Regions from separate parts of the Mus musculus genome. Here regions 1 and 3 are each linked to region 2. A link is a loop called in an ENCODE intact Hi-C map of the cell type or tissue named here. Cell type or tissue: left cerebral cortex. All regions are shown on one strand. Each heading gives the region's core, and the rest is flanking DNA. Links, peaks and the distances in the headings are about the cores only. Region 1 has its middle 100 kb from the start of Gap43. Region 2 has its middle 45 kb from the start of Gm29960. Region 3 overlaps 4932412D23Rik (RIKEN cDNA 4932412D23 gene).

The links. A loop is a pair of places that touch in the nucleus more often than their neighbours do. Peaks named below come from ENCODE experiments on the same cell type or tissue, not always from the same donor. Only the 100,000 strongest peaks of a DNase experiment are listed, where the experiment ranks them.
Region 1: a loop joins it to region 2, with 4 times the contacts of the local background. A loop is called at or near these places in 2 of 42 quality-filtered maps.
Region 3: a loop joins it to region 2, with 10 times the contacts of the local background. A loop is called at or near these places in 4 of 42 quality-filtered maps.

The regions. Positions count from the first base shown.
Region 1 is chr16:42,439,699-42,447,164 of GRCm38, reverse strand. No RefSeq gene overlaps it. Among named protein-coding and RNA genes, the nearest start is that of Gap43, 100 kb to the right of the region's middle. In left cerebral cortex, for the core only: no CTCF peak of the experiment used is centred there; DNase peaks (open chromatin) are centred at 3,413, 3,494, 3,769, 4,021 and 4 more places; H3K4me3 peaks cover 775 bases; H3K27ac peaks cover 1,593 bases.
Region 2 is chr16:42,603,825-42,611,290 of GRCm38, reverse strand. No RefSeq gene overlaps it. Among named protein-coding and RNA genes, the nearest start is that of Gm29960, 45 kb to the left of the region's middle. In left cerebral cortex, for the core only: no CTCF peak of the experiment used is centred there; DNase peaks (open chromatin) are centred at 2,746, 3,319, 3,819, 3,906 and 1 more place.
Region 3 is chr16:42,744,148-42,751,613 of GRCm38, reverse strand. All of the region lies in intron 1 of 4932412D23Rik (RIKEN cDNA 4932412D23 gene), which reads left to right. Among named protein-coding and RNA genes, the nearest start is that of Gm29960, 95 kb to the right of the region's middle. In left cerebral cortex, for the core only: no CTCF peak of the experiment used is centred there; DNase peaks (open chromatin) are centred at 2,749, 3,266 and 5,152; H3K27ac peaks cover 3,168 bases.

The sequences.
Region 1 (7,466 bases), core at 1,486-6,485, 160 kb after region 2:
GGTAAGTAAGACAGAGAGGCAGATGACAAGATGATAACAGAGTAGAATCCAGAGAGGATAAAGAAGGAGGGGGAGAAAGAAATATCTTGGAATCAAAGGAAGAAAGTTTTATACAGAAGGACGTGTTCAAAAATGTCAAAGGATGCTAGCAAGGAAGTAGAAGCTGACTGGTAAATGTCATCTGAAATTGGCAATTTGAAGGTAATATTGAACTTTGTCGTGATAGTTTTGCACTGTGAAGAGGACAGAAATAAATTCTAGTGGGGAGCTAAGGAAATGCCTGGTGAGGAGATGGAGATAGTATGGGCTACTTCTTGTAAACAACACATAGAAAAACTTGTCCATCAAAGGAAAAGACAGACTCAGTGATAAGAGAGGCAAGTGGTTGATGAGGTGGCACCATATTTAAGATAGAAAAAAACACTATGTGGTAGGCAGAATAATTCCCAAAGGGATGTAGTGGGTGTAATTAAATTGATGTTTGAAATGGAGATGCTGATCTGCACTACCTAGGTGTACACCGTGGACACAGACATCTTTAAAAGAAGGCAAAGAGGATAAGATCAGGAAAGGAGATGGGACAACGGAGATTGGAGTGATGCTGTTGCTGGTTAGGGATTCTAGAGGGCGGAGAGTCAAAGTACACCGGCATGCTCTAAAACCACCACAGATGCCTTGGTTCTGATCCAGTGAAACCTCTGATGCCCTTCTAGATATGTAACATAGTAAAGTTATATTGTTTTCAGCAAATACATTTTTGTTCATTTGCTGCAGCTGTGACAGAGACCAACAAACAAACAAACAAAAATATATTTGAGTATGCCAAGGGAGAGGGCTCCAAGGGAGGAGGAAGCGACATCTTTCCCACTGCAAGGGGAAAACTCACATCTCTATCAATAGAGAAAAGCAAAACAATTTTATCTAACTAAAGTTGCACAACATACTAGGAACTTCAGAAGAGAAGACACAAAGTTCCAGAACAAACTGTTTCAGTGGACCCAGAAATATGACTGAAGAGCAAAGGCCATGCAAGACCTACTGACAGTAAACTGGGGAAGCCAGCAGAGGTCTGTTTGTAGTCTTCTACTGAACCTTCAGGTCGATGACAGAACTCACTCTGGAAAAGGGCTTTGAGACCTCCGGAAGAGGCAGACCATGACAGGATCATGCTTCAGGACAGATGGGTTTGAGTAAGAGCGTCAAGGTGCCGTTCTGGACTTAGAGAGCCAGATATGAATGAAGGTGTCTATCAATCAGGAGAAGGGGTAACAGAGTCCTGGAGGTACAAGGAGTTTTCTCCATGCCTTCAGGTCAGGTGGGGGTGGGGGGCTATGCACTAAATTCTCATGTACAGCTCTGTCTGCGGCATGGGGTGATGCAGAGTGTACATGAAAAGAAAATGGAGTAGCCGGTAGCAAAGACTTCGTTCTCTTGTTCGTTTTAAATGCTTTTAAAAAATGCTTTGCTTTTATGAGAAGTGTAGTCGGGACTTCATTGTAAAGTCATCCCTAAACAATCTCCATATTTAACAGACCTCTGTTGGATGCTGACAGACTAGGGGCCATAGACCTGGACCTTGAGATTTCTTGTTTGGTTCCAAGGTCTCCTCTGAACGGTGTTAAACTGAAATAAAAATTGAGAGAGAATCTGAACCCTTAGCTCCTTTTATCTTAACTCATACCACTCTGCCTAAATTCTCTCCCCTCCTCATCAGATTCACGTTAATCAGGAGACCTCTTTTTTCTTGCAGCTCCCTAAGGCCCTGCTTCACCTAGAAGAGAGAACCTGGCTCCAGGATGCAGGAAACTGCTTCTGGTTTCCATGGAGACCCTGTTTGAAGTCAATGGCTGCTCCAGGAGGGAGGGAAACCAGGACTTTTGTATTTAAAGGATGGAGAGTCTGGGAAGGAGGAGGGTTAAGAAAAGGGAGTAAGGCAGGCCGATAGTGAGGCTGATCCAGCCTGTGTTCGAGGTTTCAAACAGAGGAACAGGAAAGTTCAGCTAGGTTATTCAAGCGCCTTCCACTTTGAGGATGAATCAAAACGGAAGCTCTGGGGGTGGGGGAGGTGGTGAGGGCTGCTTATTGCGCATGTGAGAAATACCCTGCAAAGGCTCCTTTCTGATATCAGTATGTAGGGGACTGAATTACTTAGGCAGCTGGAAGTCCCTGTCCTTGTGGGTGGCTCCTTCCCAAGCAGCTTGAGAGTTTTCTCTTCTCCCCAAGTCAATTCTTAAAGGTTCCTACTGCCATGAGGGGGCTGAGCCCTCTCCTTCCTTCTTCCGCACCTCCCCCCCCCAGAGGGTAACTAAATACAAACCTTGGCTAAAGGCTTTCCAAAGCTTCACGCTTCAGATTAACTGCTATTTATTTGCCTTGTCTCTGTCTACCAAGAGACAGGGGGCAGGATGGGGGGAGGTACTCTGGCGGAATACACGCTAAAATTGAATTGCATGAGGATTCAGATGACGTCATCTTGGATAAAGGTCTGACCCAGTGAATGTTAAATGTAGCTGAGCGACTAAATCCTTTGAGAGAATCAGTAGCGAAGACCTCTCTGAAAGGACCATGCCTCTTGTTTAAAATATTAAGCATGTGGCTCAGATGATCTCTGGCTGCAATTCCCAGGGCGCTGGTGGAATCTCGGTTTTCTGCTATAATCACTTGAACATTGCTTACTGCCCTAGATAACTGCAGTCATGTGACGCTTGCACACACACACACACACACACACACACACACACACACACAAGAGGCGGGGCGGGGTTTGAATAAAAGAAAAGAAAGAAAGCCATCACAAGTTATCAGTGTCTGCCAATTTTAGGGAATGAAACCATGTCAGTTCAAAAACACTTTCTGAGGTGTGCTGCAGTCTGAATGTGCCTAAGGAGTAAGGGGTGGTTTTTCCTTCAAGGTCCTTATATTTGGATGGGAACAGCAGTAGTCATAAGCATGCAGAGGAGCTGGGTAGAAGTCATTAATGAGCCGGGCTTTTAATCCCAGCACTTGGGAGGCAGAGGCAGGCAGATTTCTGAATTCGAGGCCAGCCTGGTCTACAGAGTGAGTTCCAGGACAGTCAGGGCTACACAGAGAAACCCTGTTTCGAAAAACCAACCAAACAAACAAACAAAAAACAAAAACAAACACAAAAACAAACAAACCAAAAAACCAAAAAAAAAAAAAAAAAACAACCAAACAAAAAAAACCCAAACAAACAAAAAAAAGAAGTCATTAATGATATGGGAACTCCAAGGAAAGGTTAAATTGATAAAGAATAAAGGCAACTCAATTTACATAGGCACCTTGGAGTTCCCAGAACTCACACTGGTTGGCCCACAGCAGCCTATAATTCTAGCACAAGGATATACATTTATATTTCAACATTCTTATAAAGTAAAGCATGTGTTGAAGATGAGGAAGCAGTATATACGTATGGAAGACTTTGCAGATCTCTTGGAACAAGGCAACACTAAAATAAAAGAACCATTCGTGCTCGACAGAGCTTGTCTTTAGAGGAGGGATGGTGTAGAAATGAAGAGGTGACTCCCACAATGCAACTGAAGATGCTTTTCGATTTCAAAAAAAATACCTGTCATTTACAGTCGGAGTTGAATGCATTAGCCTTGTAGTTTTTGCTCACAAATTGAGGAAAGTTTTGGAATAAGTTAAGGTACGTGGAAGGCAAGGGCTATTTCTTGGCTTGAATTTAGGAGGAAAATATCGAAAGGAAAAGGAATTAGAGGAGAGCAGTTATTTCTAGATGAATAAGAAAAGACATATGTGCTCAAATTAGTCATGGTTTCTGTGTCACGAAAATGTTAGTTACCAAGGTTTTGTTTCCAGCCCTGTTTGCTAAGGGACATACCTATAATAAAAACATCTCCAAAGAGTTTTGGCAATGCAGCTGAATATTAACGATTTGGGGATAAAAAACTCATAAAAGCACAGAATACCACAAGTCAGCTCCTTTTAATCGTTTTTTTTTTTTTTTTTTTTTTTTTCATTCTTAGTCATATGGCTGTCTGCAGATTCCTCAGACTTCCAGTTTACTTAAGGGCTCGCTGGCAAGGTTCTAAATCACAGCATAACCCCTCTGGCTTCCCAATCTCAAATAGGCACCCGCACACACTCATCTCAGTGAACTTGGATGCTCTTACATAGTATGTGCCAGGGATTTTTTTTCTAATTAGCTGTCAATATTGCGTGATGGCATCTAGAAATGACTACAATAATAAGGTGAGTGGTGACTAATTGACAGCGTTAGTAGAGGAAGCAGAGAAGACAAAATATAAACTAATGGAGACCACAAGTACCAAACAAAAGGAAGTTAGAGACTAAAGCAGAAGGAGTGAAGAAAAGATGAAGGGAAAAGGGAAAGAGAGCAGAGCATGTGATCGCTAGGCCATGACGCACAGTGATTGACTTCTGGGTTTAAGATAGAACTTTTGAGAGTTAGAAGGGACCCGGTAACCATCCAGTCATTCTCTCATTTCACAGTTGACAAAGAGCCAAAAGGACGCTAAAGTTGACTAGAGATGAAGCCAACCTTGGGTGCAGGTTTCTGACCATGGCCTGCTTTGTAACATCACTATGTCATTTCCTCTTTCGGAATGGTTGACTGAATCCAAAGTTCCCTTGGAACGTAAATACGTTCCCACTTTCCACTGAGCACAACATATATAATTGTCTTGTTTCTTCCTAGCTTACAAGGTGTTATAGTTTACTTCACCCTTGTACCGATTCTGAAAAAAAGTATCAACTATAAAATGGCCCACTTGGGACTCACCTAGTAGATACCGATTTCCTCTTTTTTTTTTTTTTTTTTTTTTGGTTTTTCAAGACAGGGTTCCTCTGTGTGGCTCTGGTTGTCCTGGAACTCACTTTGTAGACCAGGCTGGCCTCAAACTCAGAAATCTGCCTGCCTCTGCCTCCTGAGTGCTGGGATTATAAATTCTGGTGAGATGAATGCAAAGTGAAAAAAACTGTACTGTTGAAAGAAAGATGAAATTTCAAGACCTGTAAGTCATATAAAGTACTCAGAAATTGCTGGTTGCTTGTGAGCCTAGAGGCTGCCTGGGGCTGAGAAAAAAGAAAAACAAACCTGGGAACAGCTTAATCTTAAAGATAAAGAGGAATGTGAAGACATAAGAGGGCTATCTAAACTGGAGTCAACAACTCACAGAACTCTGACACCCTGCACGTACATGTAATTTTTTTGCTGAAGTTTGAATAAGCCAATAGTGTGTCGCTATGCTGAATTCCACACCCCTAAGCCCCTTACCTCATAAAAACCCCTAGCTTCCGAGCCTCGTGGCCGACATCCATTATCTCCTGTGTGGGATGCATGTAGGTCCGGAGCTCCATAATTAAACGACCTCATGTAATTACATCAAGATGGTCCTTCGTGATTTTTTGGGTGCATGCCGAATCGGGAATTGAGTGGAGGGTTTCCCCACTAGGTTCTATCACTGCTCTTACTCTTTTGTGCTTTGCTATTTTGAAGAATTCATTGTAATTTAAAAACAATAAATAAAATCTGAGGCCAGAAAGATAGCTCAGTGGGTAAAGGTGCTTGATGAAACACCGGATCACCTGAGTTTGATCCCTCGTTACCACAGAGGGGAAAGAAAGAACCAATTTATTCGAGCAGTCATCTGACTTCGACATGTACACTGGGGCATGTGTGCAGTATCCCTCAGGCACACCAAATAAATAAAAAAAAGAAGAAGAAGAAGAAGAACAATGTAAAGAAAATGGAAGGAAAATGGACAACCTGACAGCATAGCTTTGGCAAAAAAAAAAAAAAAAAAAAAGAAAGAAAAGTTAAGAAAAAGAAGTCATGGCATGGAGAGAAGAAAAAAAATGCAGCATTATTCAATCAGTGATGACTGAATTTGCACTGTTTTAAACTCTTAGCACAGAATAACACTACTTCTAGTTGCTTTTGTAATGTGTGTTGGTATTTCGAAAAAGTTCTCTTTGAAGCTGATGAAGAGGGTTCCCAGAAGACAATGTGGGTATGATGTTGGGGAAATGAGTTGCCCCTCTCGACTATGAACTCACTTTCAGAGCCCAGCCACTCCAGGCAGGATAGCTTCAATCACCCTGCCATCCAGTCATAGCTGACACGTCTTGGCAGCTGGCCTGCCCCTAATGGAATGTGTCCTGCAGCTGGGAATTAGGTCATCAGTAATTCACTTAATAGCATTTTATGAGCTGGGCTCTGACACAAAAGAGCGATCTGGCCTTACCAGCAGGAACTTTCATTGAAATGAAGAGAAGAAAGAAGTTGATGCCATTGTGAACAATCAGATTCCATTTCCAGAAAGCAGTGAAGGAGGGTCAGAAACATGGCTGTTTCTTCAGCCTCTCTGTTATCAGGACAGGTATGTGATCTTAGGCAAGCCACTGCTTGTTTTTGGACCCCAGTTCTTTCAAGGTTTGATCAGACTTTAACCTTGTGTGGAAGTCCCAGGATTTTTTAGGTCTTTTCATTGATGGTGTTCCAGAAAGCAACTACCTCAACTAAGTTCAGACAAAGAAAGCCCTGACTTGTATAATTGACTAATTTGCCTGGTGTAAGTATTCCCAATATGGCTGATTTCTGGTTACCAGTGGTATAACAACTAATTATGAAACCTGAATATTGACTATTTTGCTTGAATGAGCTGATATGAGTAACTTCAGTGTATCAGTAAATTTCCCCAGCTAGAAAGAGCTTTATGAATAAATATGGTTCTATATGTACACACATTACTACATTCTCTACATACTATATGATGTATGTGTATGTGTGTTCTTTCCTGATTCTACTCCACATACCACACTTTGATGTCTTCTTACACATACAGAATCCTCAGTAGAAAAGTGTCCATCCTAATACAGCTCTTGATTCAAATTTCCAAGTTTGCCACCAGAGTCCTGATGTTCCCAGGATGTGTAAGCAGCCACTAGCCTCTTATTTTCTTCTGACCTGTAGGACCCAACAACTTTCCTCTTAAAAAAAAAAAAACCAATATATTTCTCATGGATTATTCAGAAGGTCCACTGTTATACAGGGCGTGCAAGTTAGAAACAAATCACTACAGTCCTTTCTCCTTTTAACATTTTTACTGATGTGAGAGAAGAGTGTCTTAGACTTTGGAAATTTAGTGCACAATATCTTCTTACTCAAGATATATAGAGGGATTAGTGCTGAAGATAACACCTGGAATAATGACGGGAAAATGATATAGTTAGATTTGGAGCAGCCCCTCAGGTAAGGGATACGTACAAAAACTATTCAATTGATAGTTATCCACAAAACATTTACTATATAGACTGAGCCAGCACTGCAAGCTATTGTGAAACCCCAGAGCAGGCATGAGCCTTCAACTTCAACTTGGGAAGATAAGCTTAACATGCACAAATTAATGAGAATCAGTTAAAACACTTTATAGTTAAGTGTTTAATGATGTGACACAAATTAT
Region 2 (7,466 bases), core at 851-5,850:
TCTAGTCACAATGAAGTGATGAAATAAATCCAAACTGACAAGTATTTGGTAAAACAAGTATTCTTTTAAAAAAAGACAAAGACAGCTAAGACACTGCTAAAATGTTGCTAAAGAGACAGAGCAAGTAAACATGCTGACTTCTTGGCTGGTCCTCAGATTTTCAAAAAAGTTATCAGAAGACATTATTGGGACAACTTGGTAAATTAATAAAAAAGTCATAGAACAATATACATCAGTTATAATTTTCTGAAAATGATACATTCTGTGAAAAAAATATAACAACCCTGTTCTCATGAAAACTACAACATAATATTTAGGAATAAAGGATTCTGTTTGTCATTTAATAGTTCAAAATAAAGTTGGGGAATAAAGGGAAATGAATCAGACAAAATCAACTACTGAATCTAAGTAAATAGTAGCATGTGCTGGTGTTATTACTATTCTGTCCTTTTGGGTGTTTAAAAAAAGTCAAAATAAAAAAAAATTGGCTTCAAGGTATTCTTGGTTACAATCAACATTATTACCAGAATAGGGATAGACATGTGCTTGTTAATAACCACATTGCTTAGTTACTTACTGTCTACGGTTGCCTTTATCCCATCCCCCACACCTCTCAAGACGTGCTTAGGTCCCATAGCACCATAGCAGAGGAGATAGCTGGGAACATAGCGAGTGTTCTCTGTCTTACCATCTCAGAGGGATATGCCCCCACTTCAAGCAGGTCTCCCGAGAGCTAATGGCCAACAGAAAATGATTGCAATCCTGGGATAAGATCATTTTTTTATGATAGTGATTTGTTACACTAGTTTGCCATTTGTCTGCTGCTTCCTTGTTAATCCAATAATCTATATGAGAAAAGCAATTTGACTTACCCTCTTCCCATCTGCTGCCCATCATCCAATCTATATCTTAACTATGAGTGATTTATTAGTGGCGTCTGTGCATCTCTATCCCACTGGCAGCCCCCTCTTCAAGGCTCCTACTTGGATGCACTCCCTGAGTGTGTTAGAAGGCAAACTCAGCACGAAGATTAAAAGCAACAAAGGAATAGTAAGCTGCAGTTCCAGGGGTGGTTCATCTCAAACGATTAAAATTTATGTACATGTGTGTGTTAAGAAAGTCCTTTGCTGAGCTAGTCTTGAGAATGTTTGAAACTAGGATGTTTTTCATCATAACCTTGATTTCCTTAGCAGGCTGGAATTAGTTATGGGCTCCAGTGGCCCAACACAATGTTGTTCTTCTCAACTGAAGCTCCTGGATGTCCATTCATATGGACTGGACCATAGTCTGTTTCCAAAGACCATGAGCAGAGATCAAAGAGTAGGTAGCTATGGGGTAAAATGTGCCAGAGTTTACCTAAAGAAGGGACTCAGTCCTCAAAAGTGTGAGTCTTAGTCTCTGCACGTCAGAATATTTCCCATGGTTGCCATGGTTCCTTTATCTCAAGTCACCCTGGTCTACTCAGAAACAGTGGCCCTAAGATGACACTCCCAGAGAAGGAACCCATGATCTTGGCCAGGGAGAGGGTGCATAGCAGTGGCTGGCTGTCTTCTGTGAACTGGCCGTGCCTTTTGCTGAGATTTTTATCTGTAGAAACGTGCTGCACCTGGCCCAACCCAAAACTGTGTTAATGAGAGATGCATGGATATGGATGAACTCACAGGGCCCACCTTTACACTGTCTATGTGAGAGCTTCTATGAAGGAAGTGTCCACACTGGATGGCGGTTAAGTCATTGGCTAACTTTGAACTCTTTGCAAGTTTCTATTTCTCTGCCTTATGGCAAACTTATCTATTGTTTGTATCTCAGCTGTTTCTTTAACATGGGACTGCTGTTGCACGTTTATTATTTGCAATCTCCATTTCTCAATGTACTCGAGTTTTAATTCCATATTGATACTCTCATTCCCATAAGCAACATTTTTTTTCTCATGTCCTCAGAGTTCTGAGAACTCCTCTTGCTTTGAATTGGCCTTTATATCTGGGCTTGTTTGGCTGTTTCTAAACTTCCATCCATGAATATTCCTCTATTGTTACCTGAGACAGGGACTCTCTCCACTCCCTGCTGAGTCAGTGACACATTGTGCCATTCAAGAGCGGTTTCTTGAGCTGATGGATTTTAGGGAATAGAAAGCGAAAGCAGGCAATCAGACAATCCAGACAATAGGTTCTTTCTACCTGTAAAGCTCCATCACTTTCATTCCAAAATCACCTTATGTTGTCATCTTGTAAGTAACCTAGCTGTGTGCTGTGCGAGGCGATAGTTCTGAACCCCACGCATTCCATTTTTGAAGTGACTACAGGTTGAGATTTTGCACAGCAATTGGTATAAGTAGTTTGTCCTCATGAACTAAATGCCTGTTGTCAAGGATAGGAGCTGTCCGGCTACAGTCCTACTTGCCTTGCAGTTTCAGCACTGTATTCAGAAAGTGTTCAATCATTGCTTGGGAAACTTTGTAATGACAATATTACTTTTTTTTGTTTGTCTTTTTTTTTTTTTTTTTTTTTTTTTTTTTTTTGCTATGGTTTCTTTTCCTTGAGTCATTTTTTTTTTCAGAACTACATTATGAAACCATTTCTTCTGTCCAAGAGTTGCATTTCTCTATAGAGAAATCATCTTCCTCCATCTTTTGCTTAATTAGCAGACTTTCTTGGTACTTCTCTCCCTTCTCTCTGACAGTTTCCCACTATTGTCTGTTTGCAGCTGTTCACAGTTGAGAAACTGAGTAGACATGTTAATGTGTGCCCGGTGTGTGGGAAGAGCACCTTGTGTTTCTCCTGGACTGGCCAGGCAGCCTGTTCCGACTTAGTCTTTCTAAAATAAGCTTTTCTTGGCAGCCGGGGGGGGGGGCTGGGTTATTTGCAGTTTCATTCTGTGGAGGAAGTTCTTGCTTGCACTAGTGATCCGTGTTTCTATTTAGGCACACACAAACACTCGGAAGCTCCAAAATGCCTCTTGTCTACACTGTGCATCAAATGCCAGAGTCAACCTTGCTCGTGAACTTGTCCAAATGACTGGGAGCCAGCTTATGGCTTATGTTACAGGCTCTCTCTCTCTCTCTCTCTCTCTCTCTCTCTCTCTCTCTCTGTCTCTCTCTCTCTCTCTGTCTCTGTCTCTCTGTCTCTCTCATTCTCTCTGTCTCAATTTATTAAATTTTTCTTTATTTACATTTCAATGTTTCCTCATTTCCCCTCAGAAAACCCTCTATCCCTTCTCCCATCGCCCTACTCCCCAACCCATCCACTCTTGCTTCCCTGTCCTGGCATTCTCCTAGACTGGGGCACAGAGCCTTCACAGGACCAAGGGCCTCTCCTAACATTGATGTTTGACAAAGCATCTGCTACATATGCGGCTGGAGCCATGGGGCCCTCCATGTGTACTCTTTGGTTGGTGATTTAGTCCCAGTGAACTCTGGGGGGTACTGGTTGGTTCATATTGTTGTTCCTCCTATGGGGTTGCAAACCCCTTCATCAGTAAGCTCCACTACTGCTTTCTGGTCTGCTTCCATCTCTTTCTATGTGTTTCTCAGTTGTACTCTAACTATTAAGAGACACTGTGCCATGAAATAGATTGCAGTCTTTGCAATTGTCTTTAGAATTATGCCCAAGATGAAATATTTCCATTTGGGAATGTTGACCACTTTGACATTGTTTATTTATTCTCCCCAGAGGCTTTGAGACAATGATATTGACAGCCAAGAGAGGTTACAGAGGTGTCTGCATTTCTGCTTGTCTAGGATGACAGTCTGAGGCACCGATCTGAGATTCTCATTCTGAGGCATGTGTTTCACGGAGTAGGAGGAAATCAAGCTAGTTAATCCGCCTTCGATATGTTTTGCAGCTGTTAGGACTTCATGACCTTTCCACAAAGACACAGAGGATCTCACTGATCAGAGAGCAAGCTGGAGGGGACAGGCTGGAGGCCTGGAGAGATACCAGGCTTTGAACAAGATGCAAGGTGATTGCCAACTGTCTTGTTAATGTGGGCAGTGTCTCAGTGAGCACAACATCTTTTAGTTTCCCAGTCTAGCTTAGGAATTTCCATTTTTCCCCCAGGATATTCAAAAGTATAGGAACTTGGAAGATGAGTGCTTAATGGGAGAGGCAGGGCAAACTCTTTGTGTGTGATTTTTGAAACATAACTATTTTGTTCATTGAAGATGAGGAGAGCTTATAGAAGAAGCTGAAATTGTCCAGTTTCTTTTCACTTGGCAAGTGAAAACACAGAACAGTCCTTCCTGGAGAAGGAAGGAATGATGGAAGGACTACATTACACTGTTGTTTTTTTGTTTTTGTTTTTAATATTCATACGCTGCTTTTTTGGCCAAGGTAGTCTTATCCCAAGAAAGAAACAAAGCTTTGTGCAAGGGTAATACTTGCCATCTTCCCAAGGCAGTTCTGTCCAGAAATAGGATAATAGTGCTAACCTTCAACTGAATCTCATTACTGTTAAATGGGATATATTCAATTTGAAAACATATTCAAACTGAAGGCATCAATTTGATGTGCTCTAGGAGCTGTGGGCTTCCTCCTTCTCTTATGATGCTACATCCCGTATCTTCCCTGAATTTTACCCTGCAACTCAGTTATATAACTGCTCCCCTAAGTAACTCTTCTGGTTAAATTGCGGGTCGGTGATGGGCAGATGCTCTATCATTTGCCTCAGCTGCAGGAGGTCTTTGTTAAGAGAGCCATGAGAAGAGCAACTTTTAAAGCTACTCTTTAAAAGGATTTGAAAATATGTGCAGAATAATTAGCCACATCTGGTAATCAGTAGGTAATCCAATAATTTAGACATAGAAAACAAACAAGATATTATTGAGTGGAGTAGGCTGATGTTTCTAAGGGGAACACATCCCTTTACACTGAAGAAGACCATCCTGGCTAGAAATATCAGGCTATGTTGATTTCTTTGTATTACTATTGATTTTGCTCACAGACTGTGAAACTAGATACAGATGGTTGGCTCAATAACTATTCCAGTTTGTCTATGATGTAGGCTAATCTGTAGAAAATATGGAGGGAGAAATCTTGAGAATACATACCAGATCAGATTAGAGTAGATATTTGCACACTGCCCGATGAGGGTGTGAACGTGCTGACTCTGGTATTGCCAATAGAACCGAGGTAGAAATATCAACAAATGTCTCCTCTTTTTTTGATATCTCTTTAGCTCTGGCCCAGTTTCTCTTTGATCCATTATCTAAACAAGTATGTGGTTTCCCCTTGAGAGCATCTCTTGGGGACTGTTTAGAAATGGACCTCCCCAGGTTCCACTCCAGATGTGTTGAATCAGACAATCTGAGTGCAGGGGTCTATGAAAGTGGTTTAGGAATCATTGACTCTGATGTGTGCCAATCGAGATCTACAACCCTAACGCCAAGACTGTGTTTTGCAGACTAGCAGCAAGGAGTCCCTAACACAGATTCTTCAGCCCTTTCTGCACAACCTACATTTTCACCAGATTCCAGGGGTTTCTCAGGCAAACTAAAGTTTGAGATGCACTGAACTATGTCCTTATTCATAGGTCAGTTTGGCTTACAGCTCACCTACCTGCCAGAACTTCAGCTCCTATGAAAGGCCCCTTGATACTACAACCAATGACCTCAGATCATGACCCACAATGGCTGTTCAGTCCCTGCATCTTATTACACATCTCTACTGCATTTCATAGAGGTACTCACTCCCCCCTTAGACCATAGCTTATTTTTGTGAAAACATCAAATATTGCTTCTCTGGCCCCTTTATAGTTGCTGTTCCCTCTTTGAATGTCAGAAACTTCCTTCAAGGATTCTGTCTTCACCTCATGGTTTTTGGTTTGTATATTCTTTCTGAGCTCATACATTACTGACCTACAAATGTCAGTCATTCTCTGCTACCTAATTATGGGGTATATAGAAATATCTTGCAGGCATCATAAACTAGACATTCAAAAATATTCCAAGTTAGCATTGTTCTACATTCAGCTTCTTCCTACTTTAATAGTTTTTTCCATTGAGTTGGTGTTTACCCAAACTTGAAGGTTACAATTTCTATTCTTTTATTTTTTTATTTAAATGTTTTATTTTTAAAATTAGCTTACAGAGCAACAGGTTTCTACATGGCTTTCCATAATACTCTATTATGATTGATTCCCTCTCCATCTCCCCACTCTGTCTTCTTTTCTTATTATTTGCCCTCATTATTCCTTCTACTTAGGCCTTCTGTAGGGAATGAAGTAGAACTTAAAGCCTCCTTCTTTTCCCTCCAGTTTCAAGGACTCCTCTCTAGTTTCCCAGGTTTTACCCATATTTACTATTACACAGATATACATATTTAAGAGTATAGTCTAGAATGAGCACATAGAAATGATATAGAATATTTGTCTTTCTGAGTCAGGATTACCTTGCTTCAAACAATGTTTTACAGTTCCATTCAGTTTCTTGCAAATTTCATGTTTTTCTTTATGGTTGAATAAAATTCACACACACACACAGACACACACACACACACACACACACACACACACACACAAATATATATTACATTATCTATCCATCAATTGATGAACATCTAGGTTGCTTCCATTTTCTACCTTGTTTAAAATGAACAGCTATAAACAAAAATGTGTAAATATCTCTGTGGCAACATGTAGTCTTTCAAGCATATACACAAAAGCGATATAGTAGGATCACACTATATTTCTATTTTTAAAGAAAACACCACACTCATTTCCATAGTGGCTGCACATTTTATACTCCCACAAAGAGTGCATAAGAATTCTTTCCCCACATCCTTACCAGCATTTGCTTTCTTGATGGTGGCTATCTTGAATGGGATAGGTTGGAATCTCAACATAGTTTTAATTTGTATTTCTTTAATAACAGAAGATTTTTTACACTTTAAAACTATTTATTGGCCATTTGTATTTTTTTTTCTTTTTGAGAAGTATGTGTTTAGTTAATTGACTAACTTATTGATGACCAGGTATGTTAGTTTGCACGTGATTGGTCCCATAGGCTCATATACTTGTATACTTAGTCCAGCATCAGGGAAGGAGCTTGAGTCTTGTTGGAAGAGGTGTGTCACTAGGGGTGCACTTTGAGGTTTCAAAAGCATCCACCAGACCCAATGTAAGCTCTCAGCTCCATGTCTGCCTGTGTGCCTCCATGCTTCCTGCCATGCTGTAAATTGTCTAATTCTCTGAAACTATAAACAAGTCTCTGATTAGATGCTATATTTTAACAGAGCAGCCTAGCTCAGTGTCTCTTCACAGCTATAGAACAATAACTGGACACCAAGGTTATGTTTTGTTTTTGCTTGACGTTTGCAAATCTTTATGTTATAGATACATAACATAAAGATTTATTTATGTTATAGATATATAACATAAAGATATATGTTAATTGCATATATGAAATATAGCTGGCAAAGATTTTTCTCCTGTTTTGTATACTATTTACTATGTTGATAGTTTCTTTTTCTGTG
Region 3 (7,466 bases), core at 795-5,794, 140 kb before region 2:
TCCTACATTTCCCATAACAACACATGGAAGTTTTTAATTCAAGTTAAGTTTTTAAATGTACAAGACTCATCTTGAGGTCAGTGAGAACAGAATTAAGTCCTGGTCTTAGAGAGAAGGAAGATGGTGTGTAAATGAATGATCGAATCCAAAGTGCTAAGTTATAGCGAGACATACATCAAGTAGTAGCAGAAAACAGGGTAAGAAGCTGACCTGTTGTTTCATGGAGAATGGCATTGAAAGCAGTTTGACATTTTGATTAAGAGTTAACCAATCAAAGATGCTGACCAGAGCTGCCATGCCAACAGTTGGGTATGACGGGAGATGATGCTAAAAGGACAGCTTGGCCAAGAGGTCAAAGGCCAAAGGGACTATATGAAGGAGTTAAGTTGAAATTGTTTCCATTGTCACGGGATTCAAAGGGGTGAGGGACATGGTCAAATGTTCATTTACGAAAGTTCAGTGGAGCAACAATGTATGGGGGAATTACTAATAAGGATACTGGACAGCGGAGCCTGGAGGGCAACTAGCACAATAAAGAAGTTAATACTGACAAGGTCTAGAGTACAACTTTATATCAAAGGTTCTGCTAGACTGACTGGCCACCAAAACCCCAGGGAGGCTCATGACTCAGCCTCATTAGGACTAGAATCTCTCTCTCTCTCTCTCTCTCTCTCTCTCTCTCTCTCTCTCTCCCTCCATCTCTCTCTCTCTATCTATCTATCTATCTATCTATCTATCTATCTATCTATCTATCTATCTATCTATCTATCTCACTGTGCCTGGATTTTTATGTGCGTGTTGGGGATCCAACTCTGATCCTTGTACATGTGTGGCAAGCACTATGCAGACTAAGCCATCTCCCCAGCCCCAGTGACCAAGATTTTATTGTCCAAGACTTAACCCAAGATTTTATATTTGAAAACAAAAAACTATGTAATGAGCCTGATCTCACCCCCAAACTGTTGCTGCCTCTAGACACAAATTTTGTGTTACCCATTCCTTGCCTCAGACAGTTTCATAGCTTCCCATTTCCTTAAGACAAAAACCCAAATTTGCCCTTTCCTGCCCAAGTTATTGCTATTACTCAGCGTAGACATTGATAATTCCAGAGGCTTTTTCATAACTCCTCAGGGCCCTGTCTCAGTGATATGCAAAGCAACATCATTAGCCTTTATTTCCTGCATTTCCCTCGACTAAGCAGCTCACTGCCAAGCCACTGGCATTGTTTGCTGATTCAGAAGACAAGGGTTCTGTGGAATGGAACTGAAGGCCTACTGTGTATCAGGAAATTAGATATGGATTAATCTTCAGTGAGGAGAAATCTAAGTAAGAGTTCAAAATTGCTCTTATCATAATTACATCTTGTGTTTTCAAAGGTCAAAATGCTAACCAAGCCTTCTTTTCAGGTCTGGAATAATCATGGTTCTAACTGTTTTTCTTAGCTTCATTAGCTAGTTTTCAGTGGCAGCAAAATGACCATTTGTGTGTGTGTGTGTGTGTGTGTGTGTGTGTGTGTGTGAGTGTGTGTAGCAGTTTCTGGCTGATGTTCATTTTCCAAAAGACTGTCTCTTTAACCTCAGTTGGATTTTCCTGCCTAAGAATGAGATGGGAGACTCTAAATTAAGCATCTAAAATGAAGGTGAGAAAGACAGCAGGGTATCTGAGTGAGAGAAAAACAATGTATAATTTTACCTTAGAAATGCGAGGTGTGAAGTCAGCAGAAGAACAGGTCATGGAGTCATGTTAGGACTGTGATATGCTGTTGGGACACATCTTATGAAATGTGTTAATCTAATGCTAGGCACACCCTGAAAGCCTGCCAGTCCAAAATGATGCTCTATCTTCAAGGGACTTGAAGAGCTTTGCATTTCTTAGAAGCATTGATCAATGTAAGTGCAGGTCGATAAAGGTTTTGTGTTTGCATTTAAATGCTAATCAATCACATTTTATTAAAAATTTAAGGCTAGGGTGAGAATGGAAAAGGTATGAGACTGTGCTTATGACAACAAAGTCAAACCGAGGTCCATTCTGAAATGACTTGGAAGCCTCTGGATGGTTGGAATGTTGGGCACCCATTCAAACAACAGATACGGCAGGTGGCAATGATATCCTGGGATTGGATTGAGACTAATGAGTGTTAATTGACAGGTCTCTACTCTGTCTTTTCAAAAGTCTGGGCAAATCAGCATGTGTTCAAGCTTTTCATTAATCATCCCCCAAATAGTTATAGGAATAAGGATTATAATCTTAAATGTTTTCAATACAATTTGAAAGGATACACTTAAAATTATAGTGACATAAACATAATTTAAGACCTACTATTTTAGCTAATTTTAAGATTACAGATTTGACATTTAGAGCCTTGACATTGCTCCATCTGTCCAGCCCTGGGGATACCTCAATCTACTTTTCCCACTATGTATTTGACTATCTAGATATATCATACAAAGCAGACTCATACAAGATTCATTTTTTTGGTAATTAGCTCATTTCACTTAGCACCATTTCCTTTAGTTTTACCTATAGTGTTGTATTTATCAAAATCATTTGCAAGGTTGAATAAAAGACTGTTGTATGTACGTGCCATGATTTATTTATCCATTTGGATGGCTTCCATCTTCTAGCTATTGTGCACAACTGCTAAAATGAACACGGGTGCATACCACCTGCTGGAGTCCCTTCTTTCCAATTCTTTTGCATATATAAGCGGAAACGGGATGGAAGGATTATGTAACTCTGCGTTCAGTTTTTGGAGGAGCCCTGTGCTTCTATCCAGAGCATCTGTTCCACTTTACATTCCCATAAGCAACCTGTAAGTGTTCCAGAAAGGATTAAAAAAAAAAAACCCAAAAGTTAAAAGAAAAACAGTAGGACATGCTGAGTAGGAAAGATGAGCTACAAAATGCAGAGTGGAAGAAAGTGCCTCTTCCCTTTCAATTGACAGAAACAAGAGCTCCCAAGTAGTGGGCCTTGTTTTTGCTGACCTAAGATCTGGATGTATGAACGCTGGGTCTTGGGAATGAGGGGGCACCCATAGACTGGAATAGACCCTCTCAGTCATTCCAGGGTGCTTTCCAAAGTGATTATTTTTTATGTATATGAAAAGGGTTATGAAACAATGTTCTAAAACCACAGAGATAAAGTAGGCATTAAAAGCAGGAGATATAAAGAAATAAAATACTCATTCAACAAAAACTAGTATTTTTTTCTTCTTCTTAGTTTTTTGTTTGAATACCTGGAGCTCTGGCTGGCTTGGAGCTCACTATGTAGACAGGCTGCTTCTAGTTCACAGATACTTACCAGCCTCTGTCTTATGAGTGTTGGCAGGAAAGGCCTGCACCACCATGGCTGGTCTGAAAGTGTGTTGTAGACACCTGGGTGTTAGGTCATAGTACAAGGACATCTAGGATGTTCTGTAGAGCAAACAACAACTAAAAATATTGAAGTGTATTTTTAGAGGGGTTCGTGTGTGTGTGTGTGTGTGTAGTACTGAGGACCATATGCAGGGTCCCTGAGTGTGAGGCAAACTATTTACTGTTGAGCTGCTACTACTCAATCCAGGCTCTGGTTTTTTTGTTGGTGAGGGAGCAGTAAGTCAACAGAATACAACATGAAAGAGAATCTGCTGGGAGAAAGGCAAGCAACGCGGTATTTTATGTGTGTCCTAGGTACTAGCCTAGGGTTTTAGGATTTGAACACAAAATCCCCCTCTGAACTCATTTGATTGTTCCTACTATGGAGGTCTAAAGAAGTGTCTGTTTCTCCCTGTGTTGGGGATATACCTACTCTGGGTAACTTGGGCAAGTTGGCAGACAAATGAACCCTCTGGACTACAATGGAACTATTTGCTAAAAATGTATACTTGCATTCTATGGACCAAGTATCAGGATTTAAAATTATCATTTGAATTGCAATTATAAAAACAAAACCAAATGGTGAATACTCAGCATGCCATTCTGAGGACTTCTTCCTGTTCCAGAGCCTGGGTTTGCCTTCCCCTTTGTTTCTTATCCTCTCTGAACCCTAAGGCTATTTCTAATGAGAATGCTTATCACACAGCATTTTGGTGTCCACTCACTTACCCACCTCGGTCACTTGACTCTAACTATCCCAGAGGAAGATGCTGTAGCCAGAAATGGTTCTAAGATGAATAAGTGGTTGAGCACAAAGAGAGCTAGAAAGCAACGAAAAGCGTTTGCATAAAGAGCTGAGATAGAATAATTCTGAGACGTTGTTCTGGAAGAGTAGACGTTAAATCTTCATTGTTGGGGTTTCTGACAGCTATTGGCATGAGGGGCAGGGTTCTATTGGCTGTTGCACTGTAACATTTTCCAAAGTAACCTTTTAGATCCTTTTCCTAAGGTCTCTCTGCCTTCCCCTGGATAATCAATACATAGATGAATCTGAAGGCTGCAGCTGTCTGAGTTTATTGTGCTGTTGTTACGCTTCGTATTTAATGATTCTAGTCTTCTGAGTGCATCCAGGAAATGATTCTGTACTCTATCTGGATCCTGTTCTTATTAGCATGGCCATCTTTCTTTCTTTCTTTCTTTCTTTCTTTCTTTCTTTCTTTCTTTCTTTCTTTCTTTCTTTCCTTCCTTCCTTCCTTCCTTCCTTCCTTCCTTCCTTCCTTCCTTCTTTCTTTCTTTCTTTCTTTCTTTCTTTCTTTCTTTTGTAAGGTGATTGTGTATTTTATATACTTATACCTATCTATGGCGTTTGACTACTGAAGGGTGGAAAGATGGCCCCCTTTTGACTTTTCTGGCTTTAAGCAGAAGTAAGATTATCAAGCCAAGAAAGTATATCCTAGAGGAATTCAGGGGTACGTGAATAAATAGTGTACTTTGGTGATAAACATTTGGAAGTGAAGTACTGTAAAAGCATATACATTCTGGTGGAAGAAGATGGGAGGTTTCTTTTTGACTCACTGCGGCTGTATTTTAATCTAACTAAAATTCTGGCATGCACAGGAAATCCCCAAAGCAAAGTGCCAGATGTCTTTTCAGGATCCTAGAGACATGGGATTCAGTGGGATTCGTTGCTAAGAAGATGATTCCCCCCTTCCATTCTTCACACTGATCTGACACCCGAGCGACAGGGAATTGATGTAAGCAGAGCAGGGATCTAACAATGTCAACTGTGCTGACATCATCCTAGCTGTGCAGGGCTGATGAGAATTTAGAACATCAAACACCCTCCGAAGGGCAGCGACCAGGTGTGACTCATTTCCCTGGAGAAGCCAGGGAGGAAGAGAGAGGGCAGGATTACTTCACACTGACACACGCTGCCTTTCAAACAGAGCTATCTGACTAGCTTTTCTGAGAACAGGAAAACATTCTTCTGTCTGTCTCCTCACTTCCCACCGGAAGCACTTTATATTCCAGTCTACCCAGCTTGCTATGCAGTAGAGTACTTTGACATCGTAATGTATGAAAATACACGTTCTCAGGATCATGAGGTTTTCTATTACATAAATCCAGCTATGAGAACGATTCAAAGGGTTTTGCTAGTCTCTTTTTCTCTCCCAGTGACATCAGGTGAGCTGTGCAGACACCACTGAAATAAAGAGAAGCTGAACAAAAGAGCACAGAATAGAGCTGCTGACACTGCTCTGCTGTTGCTAAATGAGGATAGCATTGCAGGTCCCTAACCGATTCTGCTGCTTAGATGGAAGGGGGAGGAAGTGGGCACAGTCAATGCTCAACAATTACTTCTTAGATAAATAATATAAAGAGCCTGTACATTTATGCATGGGTGCCAATATGCAGGCTACTATCTACTTTATGTCATTGGTTATTTGTCAGTTGGTTTGAAGAGTGAATAGATACTGAATCCAACAATATCTTCTGGTGTTAAGGTACAGTTTCCAAAATCTCTTCTTCGCAGAGAACGTTTCATTAGAACATTTGAGATGGGACAATTGAGCCAGTAAAGACTGTACATCAAAGCAGTCAAAATGCCCTCCAGTCGGATTAGTGTGTAATAGCAATTCAGGAGGTATAGTGAGCTGAATTATGATTGTGTCTCTTCAAAATGATCCCAGTGTGTCTTGACATTTTGTGGAATATTAGCTTATCTATTTCTTGAGTCAGTCACAACACAAGCAAACCAGGGACAATGCTTGTTGTTACCCTGCACTTGATACTTAAAATGCCAGTTATTCTCCCTCTTACTGTGCATGTTTAGAAAATGGCATATGCGGGACAGATCGTGAAGCATACTGGAATCAATGGGCATTGGCTGTGATTGGTATAGGTCGAACAGCACCAAATGCTGCATTACAGATCTGTAGGATGTTACTTGCACAATACAGATGCTTGTGAGGAAATAAGATGGGTGGCTTTTTAAGAAATATATATATATATATAATGATATAATGAATTCCAGGTTATTATAAGGTACTAAATCAATTTGTAAGGGAGATAAATTAAGCTAGCATGTTCCTAGAAAGAATCCTAAGTTTAGGAAGCAGATGTTGAGATGGGTAGGAAAAGAATTACATTTCACTTCTTATGCTTTGAGACCTACTTGGTAAAGATTTTCTCCGTGTGTTATGTCTCTGATCACTATTTTGGATATGGTAAGGCTGAGATTCGTGCAATAGTTAACAGTGCTGTTTCCTGGTGGTCGTTGATAATGAAGATCTATTGCATGGCTATTTTTGAAGTGGCTCTTAGAATCTTCTAGAATACACGAGAAGGGCTTCTCCACGTGTTGGAAGAGGTGTGATCATAGTAATCTTGGGATCACTATCGCTGTAAAACTCTTCTCAGACTTTCGTCTTCCCCTTGTAGCAGAGCCTAGCTACTTATTCCTTTGGGAGAATGACTTTTTGACATGAGGCAGTGGTATAGGATCTTTAGGAAGGAAACAGAAAGGAGACATAAATGTGAACTCATTTTCTCAGATGGAATACTACAGTTGGTGGTATATGGTTGACAATTTCACAACTCATATAGGATAAGGCAAAGCCCCTTATGTATCTGACAGAAAAGAACACCGTAACAAGTGGGCAGAGCCACACTGGAGCATACCTCTCTTTGAAGGTCAACCTTAAAATTCAGTCTGGTGAGAAGCATGAAAACTCACCATAAACTTTACTAACCTCAGAAACACCAAGGTCCAAGGTCACGGATACAAGGCACGATTGCCGAGCTAGTGGGGTAATCTATTACATGGGAGAGAAGGTAATGGTGATGTTTACAGAACTTGCAAGAAATTAAGATTCTTCAGGTTCACGTTGTGTGTGAGTCACTAATCCTTACAAGGTAAAGGAGGATTTGAAAAAGTGTTAAAGAAAATAACAAGTTAGAAGTGATTGGGGAGACTATTTCCATAACAGCTCAAAAATTTTCCCTTCTTGGATTTTGTTTAAAAAATATTTGACTGGGGCTTATACCTCCAATCCTTTTGAGGGAAACAGTTGTTTCACCCTTTAGATGAACTCACCTATTAAAGTAAATTGC